Linked DNA regions of Homo sapiens: all the other regions are linked to region 4. A link is a loop called in an ENCODE intact Hi-C map of the cell type or tissue named here. Cell type or tissue: MCF 10A. All regions are shown on one strand. Links, peaks and the distances in the headings refer to the core of each region. The heading gives the core; the rest is flanking DNA.

Evidence for each region. A loop is a pair of places that touch in the nucleus more often than their neighbours do. Peaks named below come from ENCODE experiments on the same cell type or tissue, not always from the same donor. Only the 100,000 strongest peaks of a DNase experiment are listed, where the experiment ranks them.
Region 1: a loop joins it to region 4, with 2.0 times the contacts of the local background. A loop is called at or near these places in 8 of 110 quality-filtered maps.
Region 2: it touches region 4 in a loop (2.3-fold over the local background); 7 of 110 quality-filtered maps call a loop at or near these places.
Region 3: a loop joins it to region 4, with 9 times the contacts of the local background. A loop is called at or near these places in 4 of 110 quality-filtered maps.

Annotation. Positions count from the first base shown.
Region 1 is chr3:177,587,621-177,593,421 of GRCh38, reverse strand. The region is part of intron 2 of LINC00578 (long intergenic non-protein coding RNA 578); the gene reads right to left. Among named protein-coding and RNA genes, the nearest start is that of LINC00578, 150 kb to the right of the region's middle. RefSeq lists silencers at 3,275-3,475, 4,275-4,475. In MCF 10A, for the core only: no CTCF peak of the experiment used is centred there; DNase peaks (open chromatin) are centred at 531, 1,841 and 3,301.
Region 2 is chr3:177,814,699-177,820,499 of GRCh38, reverse strand. It overlaps LINC02015 (long intergenic non-protein coding RNA 2015), which reads right to left and starts at 3,635. Exons shown (of 3, transcript NR_110826.1): 1 at 3,504-3,635. In MCF 10A, for the core only: a CTCF peak has its summit at 3,367 (motif pointing right); a DNase peak (open chromatin) is centred at 3,679.
Region 3 is chr3:177,774,658-177,780,458 of GRCh38, reverse strand. No RefSeq gene overlaps it. Among named protein-coding and RNA genes, the nearest start is that of LINC02015, 39 kb to the left of the region's middle. In MCF 10A, for the core only: a CTCF peak has its summit at 2,539 (motif pointing right); DNase peaks (open chromatin) are centred at 2,528 and 3,648.
Region 4 is chr3:177,475,677-177,481,477 of GRCh38, reverse strand. All of the region lies in intron 1 of LINC00578 (long intergenic non-protein coding RNA 578), which reads right to left. Among named protein-coding and RNA genes, the nearest start is that of LINC00578, 37 kb to the right of the region's middle. In MCF 10A, for the core only: no CTCF peak of the experiment used is centred there; a DNase peak (open chromatin) is centred at 2,807.

The DNA.
Region 1 (5,801 bases), core at 332-5,331, 110 kb before region 4:
AGCCTGACCAAAATGGAGAAATCCCGTCTCTACTGAAAATACAAAATTAGCCGAGCATCGTGGTGCATGCCTGTAATCCCAGTTACTCGGGAGGCTGAGGCAGGAGAATCGCTTGAACCCGGGAGGTGGAGGTTGCTGTAAGCCGAGATCGCACCATTGCACTCTACCCTGGGCAACAAGAGTGAAACTCCATCTCAAAAAAAAAAAAAAAAAAAGAAGTTAAGTAACTAGCCCAAAGTCACATGGCTACTAAGTAGTGGGACAAGAATAGAGCCGGGCAGTCTGGCTAGAGAGCGGTGCCTGTGAGCAAAAGAAAAGGCATAGTTTATGATCCGGGCATCATTACCTCACATTAAAATATATATTTGTAAATTTGCTAAATTATATAATCCCTTTCCCATGTGGCTCACAAGGAATCAAATCCTTAGACAGCCTTACCAATTACAAAAGCAGGCATGCGCATTTCTCACCCACATCAAACCTGCTGTCTGGTTTCTCTGGAAATGACAAGACACTCTGCCATAGGAACACAATGAAAAGTGAGTCAGTTGTGCCCAGACTGAAGGAACGAGAAGTTCTGTAAATATGAAACAGATGGGATTTCCGGAGCTGTTCTCATGCATTTTGGCAGTTTTCCGATGAGCTAGGTTTTTAAAATCCATTTGATTTTTCACGAGGATCTGAGTTGATTTGAACTGATAACAATTGCCTCGAGCCTTGCTCATCCACACTATCCTTCATATTAGGTTGGTGCAAAAATAATTGCGGTTTTTGCCATTACTTTCAATGGATCCACTCATAAGATAATGGATATTCTCATCTCCCCTTTGAGCAGCTGTAATTTAGCCTGATGGCCTCAGCTGATGCACTGACTTATAAATTAGGCTTGCAGAAGACTCTAGGATCTTCTTTCCCTGAGGTCTCTTCAGTACTTACGTACTCAGTTTACAATATGATAATATGCTCCCACGTAGACAATGTTTGTAAACATTCTTATGTATACAGCTCACAATAAAGCAGGTACTGTTTATTGAGCATCAACTTTGCATGAAGCAATTTATCTATATCCTCTTACATAATTCCTAACAAAATGGGAAATAACATCATTATCCACTATTTAATACTAACAGCAAATGGTTGTATAGTCTTTCAATGAACCAGGTATCTTTCCAAGTTAGTTAAGTCATAGCTCAGTCTTCACGAAAATAAGAAAAGTACTATAATCATTATCACTATTTCACAGATTGGAAATTGAGGGGAAAAGATGTTAAATAACTTGCCTAATGACACAAGGCTAATAAGAAACAGAGCCAGGATTTCAAACCCAGGCATTCTGGCTCCAGAGCTATACCTTTGAACTCATTACTATACCTCCTCTGTTTTCGGTTCAGAAAACACTTGCTCAAGAGTACAAAGCTAATACAGGATCATGTGGTTCCACATCCCAGGTTCTTTTCTCCCCATCAGTTTCCCCAAACATCCCTTGTCCTAAGAATCTCTCGTATAGCTTATTAATAGAGAAGCCCAAAGGTGGTTAGGTTCTTTTCAGAGGAACCAAGCAACTGCAGAAACTGCACATTGAACAAGAGGCACCAGTGATCCTGAAGGTCAGGCAGCCTTGGGAGCCACTGCCCTGCTCCAAAGAGCTCCCTCCTTTAGACTCTGAGCTCTTCAACGGGGTTGTGGACCTCTAAGGCAGTGGAATGTATAGCAGTTTAGTCAACTTCATGGATGCACCAGGGAAGTGACTGGTGTTTGGGAGTAGCATAGTTTTTGTGGGCTTTCGCCACCTCTTCCTGTGTGAGAGAATGTGGATATGTCTGAACATGTCATGTGTGTGTTTCTCGGTCTTCCTGCCCAGCCACTTCTGCCCTATTTCACTTTACCCCGCATGGGGCTTGTCTGTTCCCTATTTGGCCTCCCACTCTTTGTTCCTCTCCATTACCAGATGTCAGGAACTTGCAACTGATTAGCCAGCTCCTGCCATTACAAGTCAGTCCCTGCCAGTGTCAGTAACCCAGGATAGGAAATGTAGGTGGGGTCTTAAAACTAACAAACCCTCTGGCTCCAGGTGCCTATATATTGGAGGAGCAAAGAGAGGAGGGAGCTGGCCCACCACCCTGGGCCATCCCAAGGAAAGACTTAAAATATTAAAGTACCTAACTAGATTGACTTAGGACTGAACCGGTCATTGTGCCAGTGTGAATTCAGTTGCCCCCAGCAACCTCACTCCCATCCCTTTTATTCCCCTGCCCTTCCTTCTTTCCCTGGGGTTTTGCCACATCCTGAGCACTTTTAGATTCCTGTATGTGGATAATGTCCCAGGATGTGTGTATGTGGGGAATAATAGTGTTTATTTGGAACAAACAGATGGATGAAGCTGAGAGCATCAGAAGTGTCCAAGGGCAAACCACACCAACAGGAATTAGCACAGAAAGTCGTCTTGAAAAAACAACAGACTTAGAATCAGGAAACCAGGCCCTTCAGACCTCTCTCTTCCACTTAGCAGTTCTGTAGCCCAGGGCAAGTCAAGAAACTTTTCTCCATGTGTATTACCTCTACTCCAAAGGAGTAGGTTGGATTGTTTAATCCTGTGGCTCTCTTTCCAGGCTAATATTCTTTTTTTTTTTTTTTTTTTTTTTTTTTTGAGACAGAGTTTCACTCTCATTGCCCAGGCTGGAGTGCAATGGCACGATTTCAGCTCACCGCAACCTCCACCTCCCGGGTTCAAGTGATTCTCCTGCCTCAGCCTTCCAAGTAGCTGGGATTACAGGAGCCTGCCACCACGCCCAGCTAATTTTTGTATTTTTAGTAGAGACGAGGTTTCGCCACGTTGGCCAGGCTGGTCTAGAACTCCTGACCTCAGGTGATCCGCCCTCCTCGGACTCCCAAAGTGCTGGGATTACACGCGTGAGCCACCATGCCCGGCCTCTAATATTTTATGTTTTAAGGCAAATTCCATTTAAATATGGAGTAATAATAACAATTGAAAAGATCCAAGAGCCATGCAAATTTAAGTAAAAGACCAGAAAACTTGAACTAAGAGCTCAGGAGGTCCTTTGCCAAAATAGAGATAAGTACCAGGGAATAATGCAGGCAGCCAGGCTTGATCTCATCATCTGCCCTTAAGCATAGCAGCCTCAATCTTGGCCTCTCTACCTTCCCACCCACTCCCAGGACAACATCTGACCTCGACTACAAGGGAGACTTGGAATTTGCAACCTTATTACCTAGTAATGTGGCTAACCATTTCCAGAAATATAAATATCAAACACTTCATGACAGGTCAGAGTTGAGTCATTCAGGGAAAAAAGCACACAATAGCTGGTATGGGTAGGACCACAGGAAACTTTGATTGAGAAACCTGAAACCTTTTGTCTCTTTCATTCTCTGGGCCACTCATGGATTCAGAACAGAATTGTTCAAGCCTAGCCTTGAAGTAGAGAGGGGGGCGGGTAGCTAATTCTCCGCAGCTGCACTCAATTAAAGTGAGTCCGAGTAGCCTGGCAAAGAAGACTCAAACCCCCAAAGAAATTGCCCAATAAAAAGCCCTGGCCCTGAAAGCATTGATTTGAAGAGTTAGAGGGAAGCTCAGAATGATTTAGGACAGTCTTATTTCATAGATGAGAAAGAGCTATGGGTACCCAGAAATATACATTTTACCCCATCTCACTAAGCCTTAAAATATAAACTATCATTTATACTAAATCTGGAATCTTTTTTAATCTATAGCTTTGGTGCATAATTGGTGCTGTCTTTGTCACATATAGAGAAAGAAGAACTCCTGAATCATAGCAGCTAGTATTTCTATCACATTTTTCTCATTATAAAATATTCCCTTATAGAAACTACTTTTGAGCCTCACCAAAAACAAACAAACTCTATGAGGTAGGTAGTATAATTCTTCTTTAGGGATAAGAAAATTGTGGCCAACATTACACAAGCAGGACATTACAGAGCCAGGGTTTGAATGGAAGCCCAAATCTCAGATTATTTCTACTGCTCCACAGACCCTACCACAAAGTGAATAGCTCAGTTAACAAAGTAAAGACCACAAGAGTGTGTTAAACACGATTTACCGAGGTTAACACACAGCCAGTGCATACTGTCTGGCCAAATCACTTGTTTTCTGTCAGCATCCATTCTGATGAGGAAGAACTGGTTGCTAAATATCCTGAATATCAACCCCACTATTACCAGTCATCATGGTAGACTCATGCAAGGTAAATGAATAGGTAAGCAAGGCAAGTGAATACCCACTCACTGGGTCTTATCTCACCCCACCCAGCTGCAGATATCTAAAATTCCAGGCATCTGAACATCCGCTACCTGTTAAAGTGTTCTTTAATCACCTGCTAGGTATTGACACTTTATGATGAAGGAAGGATCTGAAAGCTGAGCTTTTGACAGGAAGGACAGAAAACACAAGGTTCCCAGGAACCGGAGGTGGGGACAAGAGGGAAAATTGACAAAGCAAGAAGAGACAGGGAAGACTTAGAGTAAAAAAGTGGAGCTCCCAGACAGGATACTAATGTTCACCGAATTCTTTTTTGGATGTCATTGTCAGTGGTTGATGCTTTCTTATTATCACCTAATTTGTATCCTCATTACAATCCTATAATATTGATATGAATCCCATATTACAGATAAGTAAACAGAGTCTCAAGATCAGTCTTTCTTAGTTGACACTTTTGTCTCAGGTCAGTCCTTCAATTTTCACTTTCTAAATTATTTTTGAAAGTATTAATTAATCCCACCTACCACCCCAGTGGAATGTGCTGGGTAGATTTAAAGTGTCCTGCTTTATGGGTGGGAAATGAAGCAGTGAGATTATAAGACATAGTCAAGTCTACATAAAGAGGATTAGGAGGCATCCTAAAAACGATACCTCATCTTGATAACATTTTATCTTTTATCCTAAAGACTATACTTCCTCTTGATAATATTTTAAATTTTTCTGGAAGCTATATTGAAGTATAATTGCACAATGAAACATTGTACTGTCATTAGAAATAATACTGGATGTGAGTTTTCATTGACATTAAAATTTTTCATGATATGGGATAAAGAGTACAATTCCACTGCAGTTTGAAACATGCAGGCATGTACTGTACAAGTGTGTGTGTGTGTGTGTGTGTGTGTGTGTGTGTGTGTGTGTGTGTAATGGGCAGAGACAGAAAGAGGGAAGAGGAAGAAAAGCAAAAGAAGCTGACGAAAAAGAAACAAGATGTTGTTAACCTACCAAAAGGTTAACAACAGACATCTCTGGGCAGGGAAATGAAGAGTGATTTTTCTTTCTTTTTGGGGAGTAGGGGGTCACCTTCATTTTTTCATGTTTGATATGGTTTGGATTTGTTTCCCCACCAAATCTCATGTTGAAATGTAATCACCAGTGTTGGAGGTGGGGCCGGATGGTAGATGTTTGCATCATGGGGCAGATCCATCACAAATGTCTTAGCATCATCCTTTGGTGATAAGTTCAGGTGAGATCTGGTTGTTTAAAAATGTGAGGCACCTCCCCGCACCCCCACCTCTCTCTCTTACTCATGCTTTTGCAATGTGAGATGCCTGCTCCTGCTTCACCTTCTGCCATGAGTAAAAGCTCTCTGAGGCCTCCCCGGAAGCCAAGCAGATGCCAGCGCCATGCTTCCCCTACAGCCTGCAGAACTGTGAGCCAATTCAACCTCTTTTCTTTATAAATTCCCCAGCCTCAGGTATTTCTTTATAGCAAGAAAACTGCCTAACACAACATTTATACTATTAAAAGCATATTACTTATATAATTTAAAAAATGAGTTAAG
Region 2 (5,801 bases), core at 313-5,312, 340 kb before region 4:
ATGGAGACTAGTCTGGCATTAACCATTGCTATCACCATGTAGAATAACAGATCTGTTAGAATGAAACTTCTAACCATACTGTTATACTCAGGTAGTGTACTGGAAAAGCAAGAACCATACATTACGGCTCCAAGAAAAATAGAAACAAATTAATGCTGGAAAAATATGTGTAAAAACCCACAAGTTTGAATAATCTTCTAAAATTGTTTTAGGTTTTATAAAGACTTTATCTCTGTCTCAGGGCCCAGCTACAGTAAACTGACAGTTAACTGCTTAAAAAGAAAGTACATCTTGAAACGTTCATAACTTTTCATTTATAACAAAGGCAGAAAAACAATCACATTTATAAGAAGATATTTTTTCTTTTTATATCCTACTCTGAAGCAAAATTCTGACACAACTAGCAGAAGGTACTTTAAGACTCCAATGTGACACATTAAATGTGGACATCCAATGCAAGATTAACTCAGTTGAGTATCTGGGAGAACTTTGTGGTTTTTGTTTGTTTGTTTGTTTGTTTGTTTTACGAAGTCCCTCCACTGAAATACTGTGTCTTTGCAAAAGCCTTTTCATGATCCAAGTTTTAATTTAATGTGATATTATCCAGGAAGCAGTTTCAGTAATAGGTTTGTGTTCACATGGACAACCTGGTTTGGCTTAGACGTTTGTCATAGAGTATGTGGTAGATCTCTATCCATTGGAAGCATGCTTTTACTTGGATTAGAAACCTACATAGGATATTTGGTGAATAGTATTGGTGCTTACCTGACATTCATTGCCTCTTCTTTCTTTTTTTAATAGAATCTAATTTTGTCCACATATCCATCTTTCCTTCTCATAGTCATGAACCTCAACTCCAGGGGTAGTCTCATTGGAATATAGATTTACTCGTTGGTCTCTATTTCCCTTGCAGTAATTAATTCAGGAATGGACATGTGATCTAACTGTGGACAATGAGACAGGGGGAGAGGCTGTCAGAAAAATTTGAGAAAAAGAGAGAAGCGGCCAGGTGCAGTGGCTCATGCCTGTAATCCCAGCACTTTGGAAGGCCAAGGCGGGAGGATCACTTGAGGTCAGGAGTTCAAGACCAGGCTGGCCAATATGGTGAAACCCCGTCTCTACTAAAATACAAAAAATTAGCCAGGCGTGGCGGCATGTTCCTGTAATCCCAGCTACTTGGGAGGCTGAGGCAGGAGAATTGCTTGAACCCAGTGGGTGGAGGTTGCAGTGAGCTGAGATTGCACCACTGCACTCCAGCCTGGGCGACAGAGAGAGATTCCTTCTCAAAAAAAAAAAAAAAAAAAAAGAGTGAGAGAGAGAAAGAGAAGCCTGAGAAGTGACTCTTTCTTCTCCTGGGTATTATTGCCCATAAGTATACTGCTTAGATCTGGCATAGCCTTCTTGCTACCATTCTAAAGAGGAAACTAGCTCAAAAGATAGCAGAGTGAAGAAATATTTTGTGTAAAAACCTAAATGTCATTGAGTCACAGTATCAACCAGCCATGAGATTCACCCTACGTGAGTCTTAGCTATGGGAGAAGTTACTATTGTCATTTTAGATACTTGGCCTCTGGGATTCTATTCTTTGCAGCCAGTAGCAGGCTAACCAATTTCTCTTGGCTTCCTTCAATTGTATCCACCTTCCTGGCTTAGGCCTTTCAGAAGAAGACAGAGTCCTAAGCCAATGTGTTTACCCTTGATTTTAACTTGAAACTTTCTGCCATTAACATGGGGAACAAGATAAATTTATAGAAATAAAAATAATATGATTTAACAATACCAAAACATTAATATCTGAAATGTATCTTGGAGGGATTGCTTCATGTGCCTGGCAGTGTTGTCAGCGTCAGGCTGCCGAGTAGAGATGTGAACGACAAAGCATTTAAATGATCTGTGTTGTCATTTTTGCAACACGAGCTCACACAGATGATGGTCGATTTAATAAATCAAATTGGACAAAAAAAAATTCAGTCTCTCTCCACAACCTTTCTCAAAACTACCGTCAGAGTTTTCTTCTCCCCTCAACGACCTCTTGGGCAGATCCACGACTTTCTGTTTACTTTCAAGTACTATAGAACTTATTTTCAGGAATCAAAAAACTCTAACCCAATCAGATACCAAAACTTCAATTTATTCTTGAAATCAATGTTTTTCCTCCCCAGCTCAAGTGCATTTGTGTCTTTCTTTGTTGTCAAATGCCCTGTGTAGGACAGATGTTCCAAGAAGTCTTTTTCATGAAGTACCTCTGTTAATTCTTTGGAGACCCTTTCAGGGACTCATACATTTAACATTTCCTGATGCATTCAAAACACTCTCTCGTTAATCTTTTGTAAGAACCTTGACTCCTGTACCAGAAGGTGCTTGGGATTCCTTCATTCCAGCATGCACCCCTCTTGCTGTGAAATGGTGGGAGGCCCTTCAAATAACTTGCACTAACTTGCACAGTGCTACTTGTCCTGCAGGAAAATGAACACATCCTCCCCCATCATGTTCTCAAACTTCAAGCACTGCTGCCTTTTGGCCTCACTCTGTCATGCTGCGCATCTTCAGCCACCTCATACCTGTGATTTCTCCTGCAGAGTCAGGCACCAGGCCCTGTGCTGCCCACATTCAAGCACTGCCTGGCTAAACACTGAAGCCATTAACCACATGTGTCCATTGAACACTTGAAATGTGCCAGTCCAAATTGAGATCTCAAAGCTTTAGTATTAAAACACACACACACACACACACACACGCACACACAGAGCAAGATGTCTCATCACTAATTTTTATATCAACCACGTGATAATATTTTGGATATATTGGCTTAAATAAAATGTATTAGTAAAATTAATCACCCATTTCCTTTCCCTGTTTTTTAAATAGGCTACTAAAAAATAAATTACATGTGTGGCTCACATCATATTTCTATCGGCCTGCACTTCTCTAGAGCCTTGGACACAAAGAATGCCCCCGACCAGAGCACTGGCATCGCCCAGGAGCCTCTTAGTAGCAGAGAGCTTGGACTGGCAGTAGTGCTCAGAATTGTCATTTTAACCAGATCTCTGGGTGAAGTTCTGATGTAGGATAGAGGTACTTATTCTGAGGTCTCAGCACTCATGTTGATTCTTAACAGTCTGTTACCAGTTCATGACAAAATAAGTGCAGGAATTAAGAGTACTGTTCAGAAATTTTTATAGCAATTTGATGTTACAATACAGAGTATGTAACCTCTGAACATTGTTTCCATTTCATTTTTCTAAAAATTCAGTTCTAGTAAATCTATAAACCTGTCACTCCATGATGGACTGGAAATTGAAACAGGTTGGTCCTTTATCACAGAAAGTTTGCAAAGTCCTGCTCTAGAGGGCACCCTTCAAACTCTCTGAGGAAATTTCTCGAACTCTGTAAGATGGCAGTATTCCCCACTAGTGAGCCTCTCTGTCCTCACCACCTTTGCTCCAGAGGGTTTTCTCTCAATTTCCTCTCTTGGATCAAGACGAAGTCACATAGCAGCTTACCCTTCCGTGCCAAAGTGCTCTCTTTTCCTACAATTTTCTTCCCGGCTGTTAAATGTGTTCTTTGGAGTGACAATATTTGATGATTGGCCAACACCTTAACACATCCTGTGGGGAACATGTCTAAGTACCTTTCTTCAGAATGTGCAATGCAATTGTCACAGGTTACCCTCAGTTTTGGACGTTAGCCCAAATTCCAAAGCAATGAGAAAGTTCCCAGTCTGTATCCAATCAAGGCAAAGACTCCCAGCTTCTCTGGGGAACTTATTTTGGGCTCTGGCATTTTCTGTTTTGTCTTTTCCCCCGTCAAAACACTCCTCCAATTTCCCCACATGAGTTGAAGTAGTCTTGGCAATCAATCCTAATTTGAAAGTTTTAACTGGAATAATATGTAATCTTTCTTAAATATTATACTCTAGGCTTCTTCTACATTTTAAGGAAAATCTTGTAGACGTGCCCAACACATTCTATTAAGATATAGATATACATAAGTTAGTGCATATCACGTATTCCTTGTATGGGAATTTAAACCTCTTTTTTAGTCAATTTAATGTCCACAAGCAGTTCACCATTTAATCTTATGGCTTATTTTGTATAAAGAAAGTCTTCTTCATTAAATGAAGAACCGCTTTCTAATTCTCAATTTTAACAACATAATCACAGATTTCCTTGCACCAAATTTATTTAAAGAAAAACACACCTGAGTTTTCAGTTTATACCCACATTAGTATTTTATTAATAGTTTGAATGTTAAGTGGCAACCACATTCCAAAAACCCTGAAAAATTCATAATTTCTTTATGGTTTTTAAGAGCTTTGCTTCTTGCCATGATACTTTCAATAGATTTATAAGTGTAAGCAATTCATTTTTTTTTAAAGAAAGTAATGGATATTTATTGATTTCTTAATATGCACTAGGCACCCTATTATAATGTACTCTTTTGTACTAAATCTACAAAAATGAATAAAACATGTCCTTCCCTTGTGTAACTCAAGAGTCTGGGTGATGAGACAGACTCCTACACAGAAAATACAACACAATATCAGGGGTTATAAGACAGTATTTTGTGCAGGATTCTGTGGGGGTAGAAGGAAGGGGCCCTTAACTCCTAAGGAGATTAGGGAAAAGCTTCCTGGGGAAGATGATGCCTGGAACTAGAACTAGAGGGAATCATAGCAGGTTTTTCAAGTTAAAAAAAAAAAAGTTTGCAAAACATTCAAGGCAGTGGGTACTGCATGATTAAATATTCAAAGGCATGAAACAGTCTAAAAGTTTTAGAGCTAAGTAGGTTAAAATGAGGCCGGAGAACAGAGAGAAACCAGGTGATGGAGACCCTGAATGTTACACCTAGGAGCATGAACGTGACTCAACAGGTGTTGCAGGCTGTGAAAGTGGTTCAAGCTTCTAACGCCATAGTTGCCCATTAGTTTCTCTTCTGGTCTAATTTTGCAATTATTTACATAGAAGATCTTTAATATAAACCTTTGTTGAGTTCAAGGCCACATATAAAAATCAGAGAGAATGATAGCGTCAGTGAAACAAGCAATATATAAAAGAAGCAGGAACACTCTCTAGCTTCCTTCATGAGTAAGAATAATTGCCTTAACTGTTTTTGGCACTAAGTCCGTTTTCATATGGCATTCTATTTTCTAGAGTGACTTTGTGACATAGATTAGGCAGATATCATTTTTTCCACTACAGTTGAGAAAGTTGCCACCAAGAGAGAGAAAGTCAGAACAGTAGTAAATGGCAGAAGAAGAAGATGGAACCAGGTCTTTAAGCTGCAGATGCTTTGCTCTTCTCTTTCACTAGGAAATGGAATCTATGTTAATGAAATTCCTTGCCAAATTTAAGAGGTAATTGTTGATAACGAATGCCATAGGTAACATTACCCTGACACACACGTTTTGTAAATTTGTCTAAACTAAGTTTGCTATGTATATGATACTATTAATAATGATTAAAAACTAATAATTTATTGAGCACCAGAAAGTGACTATTTTTCTTCCTTTGTTAGTGTTTTCTTCTACAAATTTTCTTCTAAGAATGGTTTTAGCTACATCTCACAAATATTGATATTTTGTGCTTTTATTATCATTTAGTTCAAAATATTTTCTGACTTCTCTTATAAGTACTTCTTTGATCTATGGGTTATTTGGAAGTGTGTTGTTAATTTCCAAATATATGAAAGTTTCCTTGAGATCATTTTGTTATTGATTCCTAATTCAGTTATACTGCGGTCAGGGAACATACTCTGTAAGATTTTAGTCTTTTCAAATTGATTGAGATTCCTATTAAGGT
Region 3 (5,801 bases), core at 311-5,310, 300 kb before region 4:
ATTATATATGATATGTTTTTTCTAAGCCATATGGAAGTTGAATACATCAAGCCCCTTTACCCTTAAATAATTCAATGTGTATTTCCTGAGAGAGATTCTCTTACATAATCACAGCAGAATTATCTAATTCAGGAAACTTAACATTAACATAAAATTTTAATCCAATCTATTTAATCTAGACTATGTCCATAGTCTAATTTTTCCAATTGGCCTAAAAATGTCTTTTATATCATAATTTTTTTCCTCCAGTACAGGATTCAGTGCAGAATCAGGTATTGCACTGGTCATCTTTCTTTAGTCTCCTTTAATCTGGGACATTTCTGCAGCCTTCTTTCTTTCTTTTTTTTTTTCTTTTTTTAATGTCATTGACATTTTAAAAAATACAGGGGAGGTTGAGGTGGGCAGATCAAGAGGTCAGGAGATCGAGACCATCCTGACTAACACAGTGAAACCCCGTCTCTACTAAAAAAAAAATACAAAAAACTAGCCAGGTGTGGTGGTGGGCGCCTGTAGTCCCAGCTACTCAGGAGGCTGAGGCAGGAGAATGGCGTGAACCCGGGAGGCGGAGCTTGCAGTGAGCCGAGATCGAGCCACTGCACTCCAGCCTGGGCAACAAAGCAAGTCTCCGTCTCAAAAAAAAAAAAAAAAAAAAAAAGAATACTGTTCCTTCCTCCTTTTTCTAACAGAAAATATCTAATTTTCAGTTTTTTGAAGTTTCCTTATACTTACATTTATGCTATACATCCAGCCAGAATACCCCACAAGTAATATTGTGTTCTTCTCGTAGTATTATATCCTGGAAGTACAAAATATTTATTTGTGCAGGGCACGATAGCTCACGCCTGCAGTCCCAGCACTTTGGGAAGCCAAGGTGAGTGGATCACCTGAGGTCAGGAGTTAGAGGACACCCTGGCCAACATGGTGAAACTCCATCTGTACTAAAAATATAAAAATTAGTTGGGTGTGGTGGTGCATGCCTGTAATCCCAGCTACTTGAGAGGCTGAGGCAGGAGAATCACTTGAACCCAAGAGGCAGAGATTGTAGTGAGCTGAGATTGTGCCACTGCACTCCAGCCTGGGTGACAGAGTGATACTCCACCTCAAATTAAAAAATTTTTTAAAGCTTATTTGCTTCTTTATTTTGTTTACCTAATCAAGGCATTGTCTGATTTCTACACTGTGTAGATATAATTATTCCCTTGAAACTAATAGGCAATCTGTTGGGAGTCAGTTTAAAAACATAAAAATATCCTGCTCCTCATCAAAATTCTTCCTTAGATTTAATATCCATTGGTAATTTGGCCCTGGACCAATCTTGACTATGACAGCTATAAAATAATAATTTTCTAACTCCAGCAGTTTCTCCACATTTACCAGTCAGCACCTGGCATTCTACAACAAGCAAGAGTCCTCCTTTTTCCTCTGTTTATTCACTTATTTATTTATCTAATTATTAAATAAATTAGTTCAGATTCATGGATTCCTGTTTTCTTCAGTGGTTTATGGTCATACTGTCCTTATATATTTTGGTATTTAAATTGTTTCAGTTTTGGGCAACAGGAGCCACTTCCTGCCAGCTCTTTTCCTGTGACATGCCCTCAGCATTTTTTTTAACACTTCCCTTCTCATCGACATAACAAGATGTTTCATTAGCTTCTAGAACTTTCCCTGTCCCAGGCCTACATTTAGTCACTTCTCTGAGGAGAAGAGCCCTTGTTCTTTCAGTAGAGAATGGTATTAGAGGACAAAATCTGAGTACTAGGTGTGCTCATTGCTACTAGACTTTTTTTTTCTTCTAGGTCTTTTCAGCAGCTAGAGTTGGGAAATAGATGCATGTATATATGTATGTACACAAATATACATATACACTTACAATATGCATATGCACATATGTATACACACATACACACATTTACCTGAGCACACCTGCATGTATATACACATACATTTATTTTAGAAATGAGTTCATACCAATGCTTCCAATTTAGAGCACACTCTCTTAACCACTATGTAATCATTTTGTATGTGCTTCCACAATGGCTGAATTAAAGATGAAAGATAGAATCCAAAGTGACTCAGAGAATTTCCTCTGTTCTATTTATGATCACTACAATTCCTGCTGAAAATTTCTGCCCCCTTTTTGGGAAGCAACACTGTGTGTCCTTGAAGATTCAATTTTGTCTTTGTTCATGTCTGAGCTCCTTCTCCTTGCAAGACTGTGACGGGAGTTGAGAGGACAGAGCCTGAATTTCTCCTAGAATTTAGAGTTTGTGACGACCAACTATTTAAAATATTCTTTGGTAATCTACATAAATTACCCCAAGTCCTAAGACAGCAGGTAGTCTGTCCACCAAAGGTATAAGCTGGTACTGGGAGGTTGATGAAAACCAAAGGCATGTAGGCAAAGTCTCTTTCAGGTTAGAATGTAAGAATGGTGGTAGCAAAGGAAGATGGAGTCCCCTATATCTTTAGGTGCTAGAATGTGGGGGAAGATGCAGTCCCCAGAGATGGACACAAGGTGGCTCAGTGAACCTGTTCCCTGGTGCTCCACATCTCCCTAGAAGGAAAAAGATAACTATGTTCAGCAGCAGGCAGTCATTGGACATTATGGCAGCTGCCCAGCCAATCCTTGCAAGCTCAGCAAGACAACCTAGAGTGAATGCAACCAACCGGCCTAAAGGGTGATGACCCTAGTCCCATGGACCATACCTGGGTGCAACACAAGCCTTCAGGGGAGTCACATTGACTGGTACACATTGGTTTGAGCTTTTCTTTATGGCAGTTGTGTTGAGGCAGGAGTATGTCATGACTTTGGAACAAGAGACCTGAGCTCTAGTCCTAGCTCTGCTGATAAATATGTGGTCTTGCATCACGGTATCATATACAAGATATGACCTCTCTGAGCATCAGATACTTTATTTATAAAATGAAAAGAGTGCAAGATTGTTACATGAATTTGATATAATAAATGTAAAGCCCATGCATATAGTTAAGTCTTAGATAAATGTAGACTTTGTTAAGAACAATATAAAAGGTCATAATATGTAATATATGCTAAATCCTTAGATATGTCCCCAAGTAAAATAGTCTAGACTGCTTTATAGAAGGCCTTAGAGTCTGATATCAGGAGAGAACTGAACTGGACCAAATACACAACCATTCTTTTTAGATGATTTCTTGGTGTGGATTGGCAACAGCTAACAAGACTGTTTCCTATGTCCATTAGCCAGAATTTTATAGCAATGTAATGGTTTGGATTCCTGTTTTTTGAGATTGAAGTTTTAGCTGCTTTTGTAACTGAAAACATACCCACTCTTGGTCCACTGTTATGCTAAGAACACCTGAAATATTGTATTTTCTTTGGAACTTAAGTTGCCAGATACGGTGCGGTCAAGGGCTGAAACTAAATACAAGCAGCCCCTTGCTGAAATATGCTCTGAGTGGGTCTGCTGCTGTCACAAGCAGCGTTTCTCCCTCAAAGAGTTGGCATTCCTCCAGTTTTCCCTGCCCGTGATCACACATCCACAAACCAGCCAGCATGGCTAGTTCCTCCTACCATTTCATGATTGCTGACAGGTAGAATGTGGCTTTTGTTCTTTTCCTACTCGGGAACTCAAATACCAGAGCTGCTGACAGATGATGTTGTGGCAGATTCATTTTGGAACACCACATTTCTTAGCAATGTGTCACAGGAGGAGAATGTCTCAAGCCTACAGCCTCAAAACCCCTCTGCTCTGGAAGTACCATTGCCCCAACCCAGATACCTTCTCAGGTGACACAGGGCGAGTACATGCCTCACCTTGCTGTAAGGAGATGGGAATGGAAGAAACTATGAATGGTAGAGTGCAAGTCCCTCCTAAAAGCATTGACATTGGGTTATTTTTTAAACATTGTACCGGCCAAAACAAGTGAGTCAACGTATTTGTGACTCCTACCCGATGCTTGCCCTTTGCAGAGCTTGACATAAGGAAGACATGTTAGGGAAGCCAAAGATAAATCCAACTCTTGGCTCTGCTATCAGCAGGCTCTGAGACCTACAGCAGTCACTCGACATCTCTGGGCCCAGTTTCTTCTTTAGTAAGATGAGGACAGGAAGCCTCAGGTGGACATGCAGGTCCTCTACCATCTTGTGAGTCTCGGACTCCAGATTGGTGGCAACCTACCTTTCTAGTCTAAGCTCCTGTCTGCTGGCCAACAGAGGTTTAGGGAGACCAGAAGCTAATACAATTTATGATGCCCTCTGTATGAAAAATTATAAAAAGTAAGTCAATAGTGAATATTTATTCAGAATGAGAAAAGAAAAATGCAAAAATATCAGCTTTAAAAAGCCAACAAATACCAGAAATATCACAAAACCCAGAAACAAATAACAGATTTGTATGAATTGGTATCGATAACATAAGATTTGTACTGATGTTCTAACAAGTCTCCCTAAATGCCTGTATTCTACATTTTTGGCTGCAGAGTCTGTTTCTTTTTATGACAAAATTCTGTAATATCCTTTCCTACAGAGAAACTAGAAAGATCATTCCATTTTTCCTGTAACATGGTTAATCAAAATTTGTTTATTATTAATGATAATTGAGAGAATTTCTTTCAGCTTCACAACCTATTATTGACAATATCATGTACATGTTTAGTATTACCAAATTGGGGAAGCTCCTCTACCAAGTGTCTTTCATATATGAGCTGTAAGATTGCAGCCATTCATGTTTCCCTGAGCAGAGACTAATCTGAAATACTCTTGAAATTGATGATACTCATTAATTAGGGCCTTGGGAAGGCATCTACTTTTACCACCTCACACTAGGTACCCCGCAGCCCCACCTTCATGCACACTGAACGTCTCACCTGTTCCTAACACACGACAACCTTCTACAGCTCTGTGGCTTTGCAGATGCTGATCCCTCACTGAATTGCCTTTCCTTTCTCCTCCCCCATACCCTTTCTCCAGGGTTCAAGCAGATTCAGTCACCATTCCTCTGCACTGTCCCTGCCTGGTACTCATAAGACTAGTAGAGAACCCTTCCTTTAGTGTTGTAATTCTGTTTGTCTACCTTCCCCACTAGACTTAGATTCCCTTAATTAAGGGAAGGCAATGATTCTCTCCATCTGTCTAGCACCAGGAATAGGACAGAAAAAGATGCTTGATAAGTGTATCACAAATAGAAATTCCTCAACAACACAGATGCAAGAAGTGCCACAATTCTTTACCTTTCTATAAGAAACCTTACTCTCCTCTAAGTTCTCTATTGTCAATCGATGATTTTTAAAAAACACACAGCATTAGTGATTTATTGGGGCATCTTTTTCCTCCCTTGGACTCAGGCAGTTCATGAAAATGGGGGCTCGCCCTAAGGCCACTAGTCAGCATTAGTTATCCTGGACACCGTTTCTCCTTCTGCCACTCTAGGAGGGTGATGGAATTGTAGTCCTCTCCTCTCACCTCTAGCCTGGCCCTCAGGGATCCCTTTCCCTGATTTCAAAATGGCAGCACTGGGGACAACCACTTAAATCACCTAGGTGGCTATCTTCCTTCCAAAGTGCAATCATCTTTAGGAGGTGCAAATGTGAGCAGGCAGCAGGTCTGTACCAACTGCAGGACATTTCAGGCTCACTTCCTTCAAGGCCCTAGATATCTTCCCAAAAGGACCGAGTAAAGAAGTCATCAAACTTGTGTATCGCCACCAGCCTCAGAGAAAAAAAGGAAAGGAAGGAAGGAAGGAAAGGAGGGAGGGAGGGGGAAAGGAGGAAGGGAGGGGGAAAGGAGGAAGGAAGGAAAGAGGGAGGGAAGGAAGGAA
Region 4 (5,801 bases), core at 483-5,482:
GAACAAAGACAGAGACAGCAGGATGGAAGGGATTGGAAGGTTAAGGGGTCACAGAAGAGGCCAGCAGGAGAAGACAATACAGGAGGGAAATAGTTGTCTACTTTCTGGGTTATTCCTCCAATTTTTTTTTTTTTTTTTTTTTTTGAGTCTCACTCTGTCGCCCAGGCTGGAGTGCAGTGGCACAATCTCAGCTCACTGCAACCTCCGCCTCCCGGGTTCAAAAGAGTCCCCTGCCTCAGTCTCCCGAGTAGCTGGGACTACAGGCACGCACCACCACGCCTGGCTAATTTTTTCTATTTTTAGTAGAGATGGGATTTCACCATGTTGGCCAGGATGGTCTTGATCCCCTGACCTCGTGATCTGCCCACCTTGGCCTCCCAAAGTGCTGGGATTACATATTCCTCCAATTTTTAAGCTCACAAGGAACTCAAGGGGCATTCAGATCAACTCATATATCACGCAATGGCACACCTGATAGGCACTGAGCAGGAAGCTTCCCATGAACTACCACACAGAAAGCCAGTGCTCTGTAATCCTAATTCAATATAACACTGACTGAGCACCTACAATGTACAGATAGAGGGCCAAATATTGAGCACAGAAGGATGAAGAAGATGCAATTCTGGTCTGTAGGAAGCTCATATAAAAGTATGTAAGTCCACACTATTTTATTGATTTTAGTAGAAACGGGTTTTCACCATGTTGGCCAGGATGGTCTCGATCTTTTGCCCTCGTGATCTGCCCGCCTCAGCCTCCCAAAGTGCTGGAATTACAGGAGTGAGCCACTGCACCCGGCCGAAGTATTCCATTTCTTGAGGCAGAAAAGACTTCTCTGTGGTGACATTAGATATGAGCCTTCTAAGAGGTGTGTATTATGATGGCAGGAGAAAGAGGAGAATGGAGTCCTAAGCGGGAGCAACTGTGTATTAACACAAACATGGAAGGATTCTACATACGCTGTTAGTAAGGAAAAATCACCAGGCAGAGCTGGAGCTGAGATTATAATCAAGGGTCTTCAGTGGAGCAGCAGAGCCAGGTGGAGTAGTGTTAGAAGACTACTACTAACATGAGTAGTGTTAGTACTACTAACATGAGTAGTGAGGAATAACATGATAAGGAATTTGAAGACAAGTGGGGAACCATGGAAAAACTTGAACATAGCAATGAGATTATTTGATCTCTGATTTAAGATGAAAATCTGGCAGTAAAGGGAAGAATGGGTGGCGAGTTAAAGGAGCCAAAATGCCCCTTAGCTATTCAAAGAGGATGATAATGTAATAATGCCAGCCTGAATTCAGGTAATGGTAACGCACAAGAAGAAAAGAAGAATTCACCAGCCACAATGGCCAAAGATCAGCCAGGGTTAGTAAATTAAAGATAATTACAATTTCTGACTTTAGTGGCTGGCAGATAGTAGTATCACAAAATAGGACAGGGACAAGACCAAAAGCAATCAGGAATAAGTGCTACTTAAATCAGAAAAATACTCAAAATGCTGAACACATGCTGGTGTAGTCTCAAACAAAACTGGGTGATGGCATTTTCTATAATGACTGTGTAGTCTGCCATGGCGGGTGGCCCAAGGAAGTGATAACAGGGGCAGAGGATCTCTAGGTCACGTGTTCAAAGTCATAATTCTCAGGTGTCTAAAACTTGTTCATATATCTGACAGCTGTTCAATGACTGATGTGAAAAGAATCAGAGGTTTTAGTTTAGGGTCTAGCAAAACAGATGTTCCCCTTTATAACTGACACCTTTGTTATGATAGAGGAGAGTTTTTTGAAAGAAATTAAATCAGTTCTAGTCCTTAGATTGCCTGCTGAGATGTTTTTGGACTAGTCAGAGTCTGTTTTTTCTTTTTGTTGTTGTCGTTGTTGTTGTTGTTTTTGTGTTTCCCAAGAGCATCCCACTATGGCATAACGATTTGTTTGAAATGTTTAAATTTTTTAAAAATCAAAGGTAGGAGTTGTCTAAGAGTGATAAGGCAGTCATTTAATATAGCTCTTTCCGCTGCTTCTATCTTTCTTTATTCTTTTGCAGTCGCTTGCAAAAGGTTATCTGCCACATTACAGGTCTGTGTTCATTTCTTTATCAGCATATGATCTATAAGAAAACATTCAGCCTGGAGCGGTGGCTCTTTTTCCCTTTGAAAATAGTGCAGTGGCACCACGGGGTTGTTTTTTGTTTTTTGTTTTTTCGTTTGTCTTGTTTTGTTTTGTTTTGAGATGGAGTCTCTGTCACCCATGCTGGAGTGCAGTGGTGCCATCTCGGCTCACTGCAACCAACCTCCATCTCCTGGGCTCAACCAATTCTCCTGTCTCAGCCTCCCAGCACCTGCCACCAGGCCCAGCTAATTTTTGTGTTTTTAGTAGAGTCAGGGCTTCACCATGTTGGCCAAGCTGGTATCGAACTCCTGACCTCAGGTGATCCACCCACCTCGGCCTCCCAAAGTGCTGGGATTACAGGCGTGAGTCACTGTGCCTGGCCGGTTTTTGAATTATCTAATACTTTAAAATATGTTTCCTCCCTTTTAAACCCAAAGTTCTAAGTGGGAGGATATGTGTCCTGGGCATTAAGTGGGAGATGCAGATAGTTCCTGAAGACCTCCACAGCAGTAGACTTCTTGGGCTACAGGGGAGCCCACTTTCTCCAGGGACCATATTTGTTTAACTTGTCCCTGCATGTGGACTGCCCTGTGGCAAACCACTGTAAAAGAATGAAGTCTCCTAAGAATTGTGCTTGAGTTTGTACATTCCTTGGTGTCGGCTAAAGCCACAGGAACTTTGGCAGTATTTTGAAGTTACACCCGTTCCCTATTGCAATGCAGGTCTGTGAAATAATGCCTTAGCTCTGCCAAAAACCACAGTGATTATCAACAGTGTAAATAATCAAGTAAAAGCACTTTTCCACAGCCCAGTGACTAGATTGTCAAGAATGCAAAAAGTAGTAGCAAAAATTGATTGCCATTTGCAAAGATAATTTCTATCTGAATTATATTACTGTATTGCAACAGCGATGCATAATGTGTGTCCAGCATCTTTGTAATAAACATTTTAGGTTTAATTTAGAAATCTCTGAGTCATTAGAAAAGTTCTTTCTCATTATGATGAAGGGGCCATGGTGAACTCAGCACTATTACAGTCTAAAGAGGGAAAAGAAACAGACAAGCAAGCTACACGTGTGAGAAGCAGAATTGCTCCTAGCTGAAACAATAGGAAAAAGTTCAAAATATAGATAGCTGCCTATTATTGAATAATTAATATAAGTATGGCTGTTTTACATTATCAAGCAGCCTGAGTATTTTCAATATTCCAATACAATGTGATATGGTCATTGATTTGTTGTTGTTTTAAACTCTTCATTTCTGCGAGGAAAAGAAGACTTCACATCTAGCAAACAAGGTCAAATAGATCAACTAAACTAGACCTTTCCGCCCCTCACAGATACCCCTTGTGCTGCTGCTTCAATTATTCCTGACATTGGTATTCAATAACTCAGGCTGGCAAGATGGTTTTAGAGCTCCACCCCAACCCTACACTGCTGGAAAATCTTATTTAAATTGAATTTTTCACTCTTCATCTCTTCGTTTCAGAACCAGGAAGATGTCTGCTGAAAAGCATCAGGCTGGCTGGCATGGTGGCTCAAGCTTGTAATCTCAGCACTTTAGGAGGCCGAGGTGGGCAGATCGCTGGAGGTCAGGAGTTCGAGACCAGCCTGGCCAACATAATGAAACCCCATCTCTACTAAAAATACATAAATTAGCCAGGCATGGTGGCCCATGCCTGTAATCCCAGCTACTCAGGAGGCTGAGGCAGGAGAATCGCTTGAACCCGGGAGGTGGAGGTTGCAGTGAGCCAAAATTGCGCCACTGCACTCCAGCCTGGGTGGCAGAGCGAGACTCTGTCACAAAAACAAAAACAAAAACAAACAAAAAAAAAGAAAAGCATCAGGCCTTACTGGAAATTAATGCAACGGAAACATAATTCTCTTGAGCCTTGGGCCTTCTCTCGAGATTAGTAGGTGTGACTCAGTGGTTCAAAACCAGGCTGTTTATATGAGTGGCCTAAGGGGCTTTTTAAAAATACTGATCGCTAAGCACAGCCTTCTCCAGGGACCATTTAATTAAAAATCTGACGAGGGTGGGGGCCAGGCATCAGTCTGTCTATAAGCCCACCTCCCCGCCCCACTACCCAGTGAGTCTAATGTCCAACCCAATCAGTTTCATGTTCTAGCATGCCTGTGAGGAGAGAGAATTTTGTGAATGTTTGCTTAGGAATGTTTGCACCTGTTTACCCTAAGAGCCAGTGTGCTCAAACTTAGATGTCCATTGGAGACACCTGGAAGATTTTAAGATCAATGATATTTGGGTCTTACCCTGGAGAGATTCTGAATTTCTGTGAGTGGACAATCACCCCCAGGTGATTCCAATGTGTAGCCAAGTTTAAGAAACACTGTTCTCGAGCTATGAAATCCATGAGGGCTGCGCTTATTCACTTACTTCAAAGCCTGAGGAAGTGCATTACGAGTATTTACAAGATAGGACTCAGTGTAGCCAGTAAACGGCCCACTAAAAAAAAAAACAAAAAACAAAAAAAAAAAAAACAGGATTCCCTCCTGTGTCAGAACTATCAGATGCTGATGACTAGACTGTGCAGAAATAAGCACATAAATGAGTGTCTATTTTGAGTAATAAGATGAGTAGTATCCATAGAAACAACTGACGAATAATCATCGTAGCTAATTAGATAAGTGATTTCCAAAACCTATTTGAATGATAACTAACGTAATAAACTTCAAACTTCATATTCAGCGACATATTTTTCCCTGCTCCTCTTAATGGTCTGTCAAGAGTTGGCAATCGCGTCAATAGAAGTCATGTTTTTAATCCTCAACGATGTTGATTTACCCTCTCAGAAAGAATTACTGAGTGAAGACTGAAGTAGCATTCAGCCATGAGCATAGGTTTTGGAGTCAAACAGAGCAGGATCTGAGCCCCTTGCTCTGCTGTTTGTTAAGCAGTCAGCCTCGGGAACATGGCTGAACCACCCTGCTCTGTGTTCTCCTCAGTACAAAGGAGGTGATACTATCTATTCCATGGCACTGCTATAAGGATTAAAGACAATTTCCCTCTTAAAATGCTTTGCACAGAGCTATTACTAGAAAAATCACAGTATTGTTAAAATCATTTCCTAAATTTGGGGGCTGTTGGGAGTTAACATGATAACAGAACTAAATTACTCTGGGCCAGGCACGGTGGCTCACGCCTGTAATCCCAGCACTTTGGGAGGCCGAGGCAGGTGGATTACCTGAGGTCAGGAGTTCGAGACCAGCCTGGTCAACATGGAGAAACCCCATCTCTACTAAAAATACAAAATTAGCCTGGTGTGGTGGCGCATGCCTGTAATCCCAGCTACTCGGGAGGCTGAGACAGGAGAATCACTTGAACTTGGGAGGCAGAGGCTACAGTAAGCTGAGATTGCACCACTGCACTCCAGCCTGGGTAATGGAGCAAGACTCCATCTCAAAAAAAAAAAAAAAAAACAACTAAATCACTCTGTAAAAGATGACCATGTATAGAGGTCACACAACTCTTTATTGCCATCTCGCCAGAAAACACAGTAATGCAATAATTGGGTTTAGCCACTCTATTTTTCAACACATCTTGGGTTGTGTTTTGTTGTCATTGTTGTTGTCGTCGTCGTCGTTTTTTTGGCCAATGAACAAGATATTTGGTGGTTATCCCTGGTGCTATTACCCTTCCTGGGCCACACTGATTCCCTTCAACTATGCCTCAGAGTAAG